Linked DNA regions of Homo sapiens: region 1 is linked to region 2. A link is a loop called in an ENCODE intact Hi-C map of the cell type or tissue named here. Cell type or tissue: IMR-90. All regions are shown on one strand. Links, peaks and the distances in the headings refer to the core of each region. The heading gives the core; the rest is flanking DNA. Region 1 overlaps IGF1R (insulin like growth factor 1 receptor). Region 2 has its middle 21 kb from the start of LINC02351.

Region 1 (5,378 bases), core at 265-5,264, 460 kb before region 2:
GGGCCTTTCTCTCTGGCTTCCCCAGGAAGGCAGCAGACAATGCCAGGGTTGACTTCTGAGTCCTCTGTGCTGATGGGCCTGATCCCCATGGACCGTGAATCCTTCTTCTCCTCTTCCTGCTCTGCTTCTTACTAAGTTTGGGAATCAGTGCAGTACTTTGAGTGACTTCTAAGATCCACTCACAGATCTAATGTATAAACACACAAAGGAGAAAGAACCCCAGCCCTCCCTGCAGAGCCAGCGTAGCCAGGACAAAACAGAACCCCTAAGGCTTCGTCTGCCCTGGAGGCTATGTCCATTGGGGATCTCTCTGCATCTGGTGAGGGTCTTCATTTACACCCAAACCAGGACCTCTAACCAGCTGGTCAATCCTCAGCCTGATTCTCATTTACAGTAAAGCACAAATTATGGTTACAATGCTGCCAAGCAGCCCTGTGACATTTTCCTGAACATTCACAAAGGGACGTCAGACCAGGAAGGAGTTCAGAGACTGGGACCCAGGACCAGAAATGCCATGAATGAGCTGCACAGCCATGCGCAGATCCCTTAGTGCTATCTGTAGCCCTGTTTACTCACTCGTAGGACAACAAGGGGAATGCACAGGTGACATCTAAGCTCCCTGTCTACTTTAAGAACGACCAGAAGGAGTCACAGAGCCACCACGGAATCTGCATCACAAGCCTGAAGCCCAACCCTTTCCTGAGCACTGGGCTCTCTGTCCACACAAGTGCTGGGGGTGGAGGTTGGAGTCCTGCCAGCACAGGGGTGCAGTGAGCACACAAGTGAGTCGAAAGACAGAGCCTCTGAAGCTAAGTCAGGCTCCTCACACGCCCATCTTCAGGCCTCTGGACACATTAGTGACCACCAAACCGGTAGCAAAAACTTGTAAGTCAACAGTTCTTTCCTTTCAGTAAGGGCTCCCTCCTGAACACACAGCTATCCTGGAAAAGCAGCATAAGACATTGTCCAAATGATCCCAGATCTGGTCAATGCAACACAAGGTGTGTTTCCTGGGGAGCAGTGCCAGGATATGGCCCAGCTGGCGCTACTGTTGCTGGGGGTAGACCCCATCCATACCTGCTGTTTCTCACTACCAGGCTGCAGGTGACACTGCTGGAGGTCAGAGGGGCTCCATGCAGTCATACAACGGAAGGAGGGATGGAGTGGAAATGGATGTGTCATAAGCCCATTCTTGCTCATAGGTTTCTCCAGCTCCAAAGGAGACTGCAGCGATGCACCCCCAAATGTCGGGCTGCTTCCAGGTACCTGAGTTAGTTACAGGACAAAATCTCCTTGTTGATGAAGAAACCTCTGGGCTGCCGGTAAGGACCAATTAATCAGGCCAAACTTCCATCTACACCCAGAACCAGGCCTCTTTTCATAAACTAATTTCACTAGCAGGGAACGGAACCACACCAAAAATACCTTCTGAACAAAACATTCTTCTCCCCCACGGGAGGAAGCATGAATTATAAACCAGGAATTTGACAAATGAATGGCAGGCACACTGAAATTCTGTGTATTTGACTAATCACTTTGAAAAGCAAGATTATCTTTTTACAGTAAACACAAACATTTTTTACAATCATTGAAGAGGCTGGGAGCCAGGATACCAATATCAATAAAACCCAGGCATTATGGAGCCTGTGGAAGCTAAAGAAAAATAAAAATAAAACCCTTGTCAAAATAATAATCAAGCCATTCATGAGCTGCCTGTCAATACCATGCTTGTTTTTCGAGCCACAGCTTGGGGCAAGGCTCCCCGCTAAATTCCTTCCATGATTAGGTGAGAATTAAGAGAAGGTAAAAGGCAGAGACCTGTCTGCACATCTTTAAAATATGCATACGCTAAAGTTATCATTGTTTCCTGAAGAAAAAGATTACTTAAGTAAATTATTCAGTAAATGTGATTTCCTAATTGTTTCTTAGCTTACTGCCTTTACATTCAAAGAATGCTTTTAAAAATTAGGTTTTTTTTTTTTTTTCCCCTTGAGACAGGGTCTCACTCTGTAATCCAGGTTGGGGTGCAGTGGTGCAATGACAGAGCACTGCAGCCTCAACTTCCCAGGCTCAAGCTACCCTCCTACCTCAGCCTCCCAAGTAGCTGGGACCATAGGTATGCCCCACCATGCTTGGTTAATTTTTCTTTTCTTTTTTTTTTTTAACAGCTGGTATCTCACTATGTTGCCCTGGCTGGTCTCAAACTCCTGGGCTCAAGCAATGCCTTGCCATGGTCTTCCAAAGTGCTGGGATTACAGGTGTGAGCCACCACACCTGACCAGTTACTTATTTTTCTTTAGCTTCCATGTGCTCTATGATATCCAGATTTTATTGATATTGGTATCCTGGTTCTCAGCCTTCTCTATGTTGTAAAAAATGTTTATTTCTACACTTGGGTAGGCCCTATCTCCCAATCTGTAGACCACACAGGATGGGAACAGTTGGTTATCTTCCTGAGGACATCTCTATGTTATCTCTATCGATATTTGAGTGGTGAAGACAGCCCCAGGTACACGGTTCAGAGCACTCCATCTGGGAATCCAAAGGTCAGGTCTGAGCCTCATCTCCAGCATTTACTGAGGAACCCCTCTGGGCAAAAGATTTATTCAGCTCTCCCAGGCTGGAGTCTCTCAGCTGCAAACTGGGGGTGCCTTCCCTGCTTTTCTGGCTGAGGCCAGTTGGAAGAATTGGATGGGCTAAACATAAAAGGATACCGTGAGCTTTTAATCACCCCACAAAAGTGCAGGATGACATGTGCTATTCTCTGAAGTGTGAAAGTCCCCTGGAACAAAGTCTCAGAACAGGAAGGTCCTGTGCCCTGATAAATGGAGCTGAACCCGAGGTCTCCAGCCTACAGAGGTAGGAAGGGACAGTTTCCCCATTTTCAGTGCTTGCTGACATACTGAAAACAATTCTGCAATTATACAACCAATCATTCCAGTTCCTTCCTTCGAGGAGAAAATTGCCTCTTCACGGCTGTCTCTAGGGGGCATCAGAACCCAGGACACAGGCTGTCATCAGCAACAGAGCCATCTGCAACTGATAAGAGTATTTGGCCTTTTTTGCCTTTCTGCAGATGCTCCCACCAATCCATCTGCAAACAGGCTGGTTTATATCATGTCCACTCTCCCCCAAATCCAATATTTACATCAACCTTAGGGGTTCAGCAAGGGTGGATATGTCTATCTAGGTGGAACCAGGCACCATACAGATATTCAGACAATGTTTCCTCTTTGTTTAGGTGTTTCTTAAAAATAGCTTTACTTCTGAAGTATAACCTGCCTATCAAATATTCACCCATCAGGCCAGGCACGGTGGCTCACACCTGTAATCCCAGCACTTTCAGAGGCCGAGGCAGGCAGATCACGAGGTCAGATGATCGAGACCATACTGGCTAACATGGTGAAACCCCGTCTCTACTAAAAATACAAAAAAATTAGTCGGGCGTGGTGGTGAGCGCCTGTAGTCCCGGCTACTCGGGAGGCTGAGGCAGGGGAATGGTGTGAACCCGGAGGCGGAGCTTGCAGTGATCCGAGACAGCGCCACTGCACTGCAGCCTGGGTGACAGAGTGAGACTCCATCTCAAAAAAAAAAAAAAAAAAAAATTCACCCATCATTCCATGAGCTTCCGTAAATTTACACAACTGTCCAACCATCACCACTACTCAGTTCCAGAACACTTCCATCATCCAAGAGTTCCCTCATTCCCATTGGTGGTCAATCTCCACCTCTTCCTTGCAGCCATCCCTGGTCTGCTTTCTGTCTCTATAGTTTTGCCTTTTCTGCAAATTACATACGAATGAGTCATATAATATGTAGTCTTTTGTGTCTGGATTTTTTCTTTTCACTTAGCCTAATGTTTTAGAGGTTCACCCATGTTGTAACACGTGTCATACTTCACGTCTTTTTATTGTTGAGTAGTCAGTTGTCCTTTGTGCCACATTTCATTTATCCATTTATCTTTCTATCCACTCATCTGCTGATGAACATCTGAATGGTTTCCAGTGGGTCTTTCTTTTGGGCTGGGGGTCGGGGGAATCCCGGGAGGCTATTATGAGTAATACTGCTACCAGCATTCATACACAAGTCTTGTGTGGGCATGTTTTCATTTCTCTTGGGTGGATCCCGGAATTGCTAGGTCACAGGGTTGGTGTATATTTTCCAAAAGTCCCAGGGAAATGTGAAAAAGCGGCCATGTTTCAGCCTGACCTTTGAGCTCCAAGAAGGTATTACAAAGCACTGCGTGTTGCACAGTCGAGTGGTAGGAACAAAAGCATAGAAATGCCTATCCGCGAATTTCAATTCTTTTAACTCACCACCCTCCATCTACTTTTTCCTTCTTCTTTTCAAGGCAACAATCCTTGGTAGCACCAAATAATGTGAAACTTTAACTCCTTATTTATCTGATGCCATCAGGAAACAAGGTTGTCCAAACAAGGGGATTTTCCAGATAGTGAAAATATTCTCTTACTCAAGAGCTTAAAAATTAGCTATTTTATAAAAATTGTGTACATGTGGATTACAAAACCTGTTTCCTTTGTAAACAGCAGAGCGGTCTTGATTTTCTTAATGTCTAAGGTCATTACTCTAGAAATACACCCTATGGTGTCCTTGAGGAAACCATGGCTATGGCTTTTGTAACTGGGTTACAAAATCAGCTCACGCCGAGTGCGATATAAAAGTCAACAGGCTCTGAGTGAGGAATAAGAGCTCTACTCTATGTAAAATGCTTGAATTTTCTGTTCTGGATGGCTCAGGAGACTTTTTGAGGGGGATCTCAGTGACATTTTGGAAAGCCAAGGTTGTCAGAGTTGAAGGATCTCTGTACCTTGAATTGTTCTGTTCTCCATCAAAAACAAAAGGCTACAGAACAGAACTTTCATCCTATTGAACCAAATGGAAACATTTATGTTATCACTGGCTATAAAAGAAGTTCAAGAAGGCCGGGCGTGGTGGCTCAAGCCTGTAATCCCAGCACATTGGGAGGCTGAGGCGGGCGGATCACAAGGTCAGGAGTTTGAGACCAGCCTGAACAACACGGTGAAAGTCCGTCTCTACTAAAAGCAAAAATAAGCCGGGCGTGGTGGTGCGTGCCAGTAATCCCAGCTATTCAGGAGGCTGAGGCAGGAGAATCGCTTGAACCCAGGAGGCAGAGGGTGCAGTGAGCCGAGACAGCGCCACTACACTCCAGCCTGGGCGACACAGCAAGATTCCATCTCAAAAAAAAAAAAAAAAAAAAGTTCAAGAAAATAGTGTGACACGTGTTAACAACATGGGTGAACCTCTAAAACATTAGGCAGCAGTGTGAGGGGAAAATATTTAGGAAAAAAAACCGTCAAAGTGCTTTGTGATATGCACATGGGAAGAAATGAAGGGAT
Region 2 (5,378 bases), core at 76-5,075:
TGATGATAATAGTGATCAGTTTTGCTTTTATGCTGGAAGGCTTAATGGATCTTTACAGATATTAATGGGGTGAGCAGGCACCGGGGAAGGAGGCATGGCAGGGCGGGGCTGTGCTGTGATCCTAATGAGGCGGTTAAGTGACTTGCCCTGTGGCACTGAGTTAGGAATGAAGGGAAGCCGGTCGGGTCCCTGGGCACTGAGCTGTCTAGCTGTTGGAGTTTATGGACACGCTTCACAAATGAGGCTGTGGGGCCTCGCACAGCCTCTGTGCTTGGATGTTTCAGTTCCTTGGCTGGGAATGGAAAAAGAAAATGCATTGCATATTGAAATGTGGAAATTGCACGGGCCAGAGGGGTGAGCAGGGACGAGGATGTTTTCTCCTAATTGGGGAGATGGCTCCTCCTGGAGAATCCCACTGGGGCTGTTTCAAGAGCTGGGAGTCGGTGTGGTCTGGGCAGAGGAAACTGAGCTGGAAGTCAGATGCCAAACATGTCACTTTAATTCACTCTGAGATTCACCAACTCTCATTTTAAAACAGCAAATGAGGGGACTTGCACAGAGAATGTTCCAGAAGCATGCTTGAGTCCCTTGAAGGAAGAAGGGTTATCATTATAATTAGGATATAATTAGATTACTAAAACTCTTTATTTAAAAAAAAATTCTAAGTTATGGTCTTTTCACTGCCTGTATAAATCATGGCTAGTTCCCAGTTTCACCCACATCTTCTTTCCCCTCGAGGGCCCGCAGTCAGGATTTTAATTCACTCAGGAAGGTTTTCAGCCAACCGGCTTCAGCTTGCAACCATTATGACAGTTAGTGCTGACATCTCAGGTTTTTTTCAAGTTGGTGAGTTGGGGCTGCAAATGTGATCACAGATTAGCTCGGTGCTCTGCAGTTTCTCGTCTGTTTCTCTCTTCATGGAAATCAGCAAGTGTTAGTGGATTAGAACTTCTTATGGGTCACCGAACAATGCAGATTCCGGAACCTTCTCTTCCCTGGGAATCTCAGTAGGCCATTAATTGGATGTTAGTCTTAAATTAGTCAGTGATTCTTAGAGTTGCTTTTTTGACTTGTTCTGTTTTTTTCAAGTTTTATCTGTTCTCCCTTCTTTTTCCTGACGGTTATTTTGGAGGTATCCTATAATTTTATGTGCCATAGAAATAGAACTGTAAGCAAGAAGCCCAGTGGAATCAATTGCTTCTTGCTCTAAATAAGGCATGAACATTTCACAACATTTCAAAGGGAAATTAACTTGTGCTCCTTGCAAATGTTTTAAAGACTATTTCTGAAGCAGCCTGATTGGTGGGCCAGGTCTTTAAAAGTTTGTGCGATCTTGGCTGTTGATAACATCTGCAGCTTATAATGGCCCTGAAAATATTTACAGGTTATGCAGACCTTTTGAGGGAAGGAGTTTGTGGGAAATTTCTTTCTTCCTACACTCAGTTACAGACAAAGCCTTTGAAACTTGACCAATAGGATCATAATTGCATCTGATGTGATTTCCCGGTCAGCCTGAACATGCCTTAAGTTTCTTTACCAGAGAGAGTGAAACTGAATATGTCAACAGTGAAATGTTCTTTTACAAAATTGTTGCCGGGATCAGGAAATAATTGACCACTGCTTTAAAAATTAATTTTTTTTCAATCTGTAAGTCATACTTTTGCTTTCTTTCTCCAGCTGAATTTTTAATGGATTCAGTTGTCATCCACAAATACTTTTATTTGCATTTAATTTTTAAACCAGAAGGATCTTTGCATCAAGAGATGTGAAAAATATGAGAAGGGAAGCGGGGGCTACTTTTTTGAAAGTTTGATGCCCAGCAAACTGCAGTTCTGACCTTTTTTCTCAGTTTGTTCTGGTGACTCATACGTTATAGAGTACAATAGCAACAGCAATTTTGTGGTGGTGCAGTGTGCTGGGAAGTGCTGGGGGCAAAACCACCATACTGGGTGTGTTTTTTTCTGTCGAATGCTGCTCTTTGACAGGTTGTGTGGCTCCCCTTAGTGGCCATTGTCGTCTACTGCAGCCTTGGATGATAACTTACCTCTGTGATTAGTGCTCTGATACCTCCAGGTGTGCTTCCAAATGAGTAATTAGTGCATTCATTTTTAAAGATTTAATGAACCTCAATTAGGAATGAAATACAAGTAAACATTTGATAGCTCACAACACATAAAAACATTAGGAAAGGTGGAAAACTGATAATGGGTTATCTACTTCATTTTCTCATTCATTCATTCATGTATTCCTTTATTCGTTCATTCGCTGTCAATGGGGCATCTACAGACGTGCCAGGCACTGTCCTAGACGTTAGGGATGCAGTCATGAACAGGGCTGACCTGGCTTCTGAACTTATTTACCAGCTAACTACATGGGCACCTACTACTGTGTGATATAAAAACTCTATGGCCGAGAGAACTCAAGTGTGCTGGTATTTTTAAGTGCCCACAATTAAATTTTGCCAAACCAAATTTTGCTAATTTATACAGTTCTGTAAATAAATTTAAAAATTTACTTATATAGATAACAACTAAATAATTCATTTGTTCTTTAGTAAACAAAATGTGTTACATAGGTATTTTCAGCTGAAATGCAAAACTGTGTATTTTTTTTAGGGATCTGAACACCACACACACACATATGGATTTGGGGGCGTGGGGTGTGGAGGTGCAAAGGAGGACAAGAAAGTCATCCCTTTCCAAGTCGGTACTGATTTGGTAGGAGAGGAGGGAGACTCACTGAACGTGGGTGATTATGACCTCTCTTGTGAGCAAAACCACCGGTGAGCAAAAAGAAGGATCCAGGACTAGAACTGGAAATGTGAGTCCATTGAATGCCAGAATCGATGGAAGAACAGATCACAATTCCAGCTCAGAAATGCTTGAGTGGAACCTCACTTTGCATCTCCTGACACCTGGCAGGTACTCCTGTCTTCTGGAGAGCATTGCAGCAAATGGCAAAGTGAAGGTCAAGAAGATAGAACTGACCCAGCACTTTGGGAGGCTGAGGCAGGAGGATGACTTGAAGTCAGGAGTTCGAGACCAGCCTGACCAACATAGTGAAACCCCATCTCTACTAAAAGTACAAAAATTAGCCAGGCATGGTGGCAGGCGTCTGTAATCCCAGCTACTCGGGAGGCTGAGGCAGGAGAATCACTTGAACCCGGGAGGTGGAGGTTGCAGTGAGCCCAGATGGTGCCACTGTACTCCAGCCTGGGCTACAGAGGGAGACTCCATCTCAAAAAAAAAAAAAAAAAAAAAAAAAAAAGAGAGAGAGAGAGATAGAATTGGGTCATGGCTATCAACATGTTTGCAAGGTCCCCAGTGTACTATTTCCTCTTTTGATTGTCCAGCCCCTTGGGAGCCACCCTCATTTGCTTATCCTCTTTCTGTTGCTTGGGGAGGGCAGCACACCCAGGAAATTCCGAGGACGTGAGCCGTCATGCGAGGACTTCTCAGAATGACAGACCCAGACAGCCTGCCCCTGGAGACGGCAGCAAGGTATGGTGATACTATATCACCCCATGAACCTCTCACTTTCCTAGTGATCAGGTTGTCCTTGCTTAGTGAAGCCGTGGTCTGAACCTGCCAGGCAGCTTCCCAGACGACTTGGCTGTGGGCTTCTCGTGGCAGCAGGGCCTTGGTCTAGGCTCAGAATCTCCGGGCTATCATGGGAGGGGGGTGTTGCGTGGAGAGGCCTTTGTAATTAGATTTTTTATGGTTCTCTTCTCTTAACTAGACAAGCTCTAACGAAACCAAAATGGAACAGAACACATGGGAATTGGCCGTAACCTTGCATCGTTAAGGAAATATTGAAAAATCTGAATTTCAAATTTTGCCATGGACCAGTGTCTGTCAAGCAGAACAAAAAGCAAGACAAATTTGTCTTTCTTTCCTCCTCCACTGCAAAAGCCCAGATTGCTGGGATGGAGTGGAATTAGGTATTAGGTTTTTGTACAATCCAGAGTGACTGTAGAATAGAATCTTGAGGGAATATTAAGAATATTTCTTAGTAGCTTGCTGTCATTCAATATTTTATAAAATTTTAGGTTTTCCTGGTTTTCTTGTGGCTAAACCAGACTCTTGACCAAACAGGGTATTGTGAAAATGTCCATTCTCTGGTGCCAAAGGGTCTTTACTTTCAAATCCCTAAAGAGTCCAAAATTACTTTAAACTTACGCTTGTACATCATGGACAAATACTGCTTATTTTGGAAAATATATTGCTCTGAAATAGAAGATTCAACAATGAAAGCAGAAAATATCCCAGTAAGTGCTGGATTGTTTTAGAAAGCTGCTTCCTGTCTGACATTAGCTCTAGCCATCTGGCAGATGAGGGCTTTCATTTTCTTTGGTTCACCATGGAAAGATGGGCTAACCTAAGACCCAACAGGCACTGAACAGAGAGCGTTGCACTTGGCCTTTTCCGCTGATCCTTGACTTTTCTTTTAAACCTGTTAGAGGAAGCAGAAATGTCCAGGTACTGTAACGCCCATGGGTGTGGACCTGGGGGAATTCTGCACATTTGAGCACGGGGTGCCAGCTTTGAAAGCAGTGCTTCCTTCCCTGCCCTTTCTCTGGTCTCCCCAGGCTGGGCTGTCCTTTAGTTCCTTTCAGTAAATACGTGCTCTTATGCACAAAACCTGATTTCCCCATGGCTGGCTGGAGCGTTTGAACCTGGCCTATTCTGAATCTCAGCAGGAAGTGCAGGCACAAGCCAGACAGGACACCTCCATGTCCTGAATGTCCAGCCCCAGACTGTGCAGGACGACCCCATTGCCATGTTTAATTGGAATGCCTGTGGATTCTTTTCTGACTTCAGGAGAGGATGTGTGGAGAAGAACTGGAAGACACAAAGGATGATCCAGAGTGTGGAGTGGAAGAGGAGGATGCCGGGCTGGCAGGGCAGCCACCAGGCAAGCTTACAAGGTCCAGTCCCTGACGTCTCCAGACGCCCATCTGGGCCAGGTCCAGAGGCCTGCCTGGGCTCCCAGGATTCGGGTCTGAGACTTGTGTGTCTGGGAGTGTACCTTCCCTGGGGATCTTTGAGGGGCCAGTGACCCCACGGGCCCCACCTACCTCTGAGGTGGGCTCAGGCTCTAGAGTACCTGAGAACGTGCTGCGCTCAGCATGCGACACCGTGCCACAGTGAGGAAGTATTTCCCTAAGTTAATTGTTGACAGTTCCTAAACGTTTCAGAAGCTTACTCGTTAAAACTAATGTGGTTTCTGTTTCTCAGGATAAATTGGTGGGACTTTACCGGAACCACAGGGATGTTTTACTGAATGTACCTCTTTCCTTATAGAAGTTTAAAGATGCTCAGGAAGGGGCCACACCCGTTCCATCTGGGCTGTAGAAACCCATTGCAGGTTTGTGCATG

What was found. Peaks named below come from ENCODE experiments on the same cell type or tissue, not always from the same donor. Only the 100,000 strongest peaks of a DNase experiment are listed, where the experiment ranks them.
Region 1: it touches region 2 in a loop (10-fold over the local background); 11 of 110 quality-filtered maps call a loop at or near these places.

What each region holds. Positions count from the first base shown.
Region 1 is chr15:98,902,277-98,907,654 of GRCh38, reverse strand. All of the region lies in intron 5 of IGF1R (insulin like growth factor 1 receptor), which reads right to left. Among named protein-coding and RNA genes, the nearest start is that of PGPEP1L, 100 kb to the left of the region's middle. In IMR-90, for the core only: a CTCF peak has its summit at 2,987 (motif pointing right); DNase peaks (open chromatin) are centred at 3,014, 3,804 and 4,114; H3K27ac peaks cover 3,101 bases.
Region 2 is chr15:98,439,193-98,444,570 of GRCh38, reverse strand. It overlaps the pseudogene FAM169BP. Among named protein-coding and RNA genes, the nearest start is that of LINC02351, 21 kb to the right of the region's middle. RefSeq lists a silencer at 3,313-3,362. In IMR-90, for the core only: a CTCF peak has its summit at 2,002 (motif pointing left); a DNase peak (open chromatin) is centred at 1,940; H3K27me3 peaks cover 1,345 bases.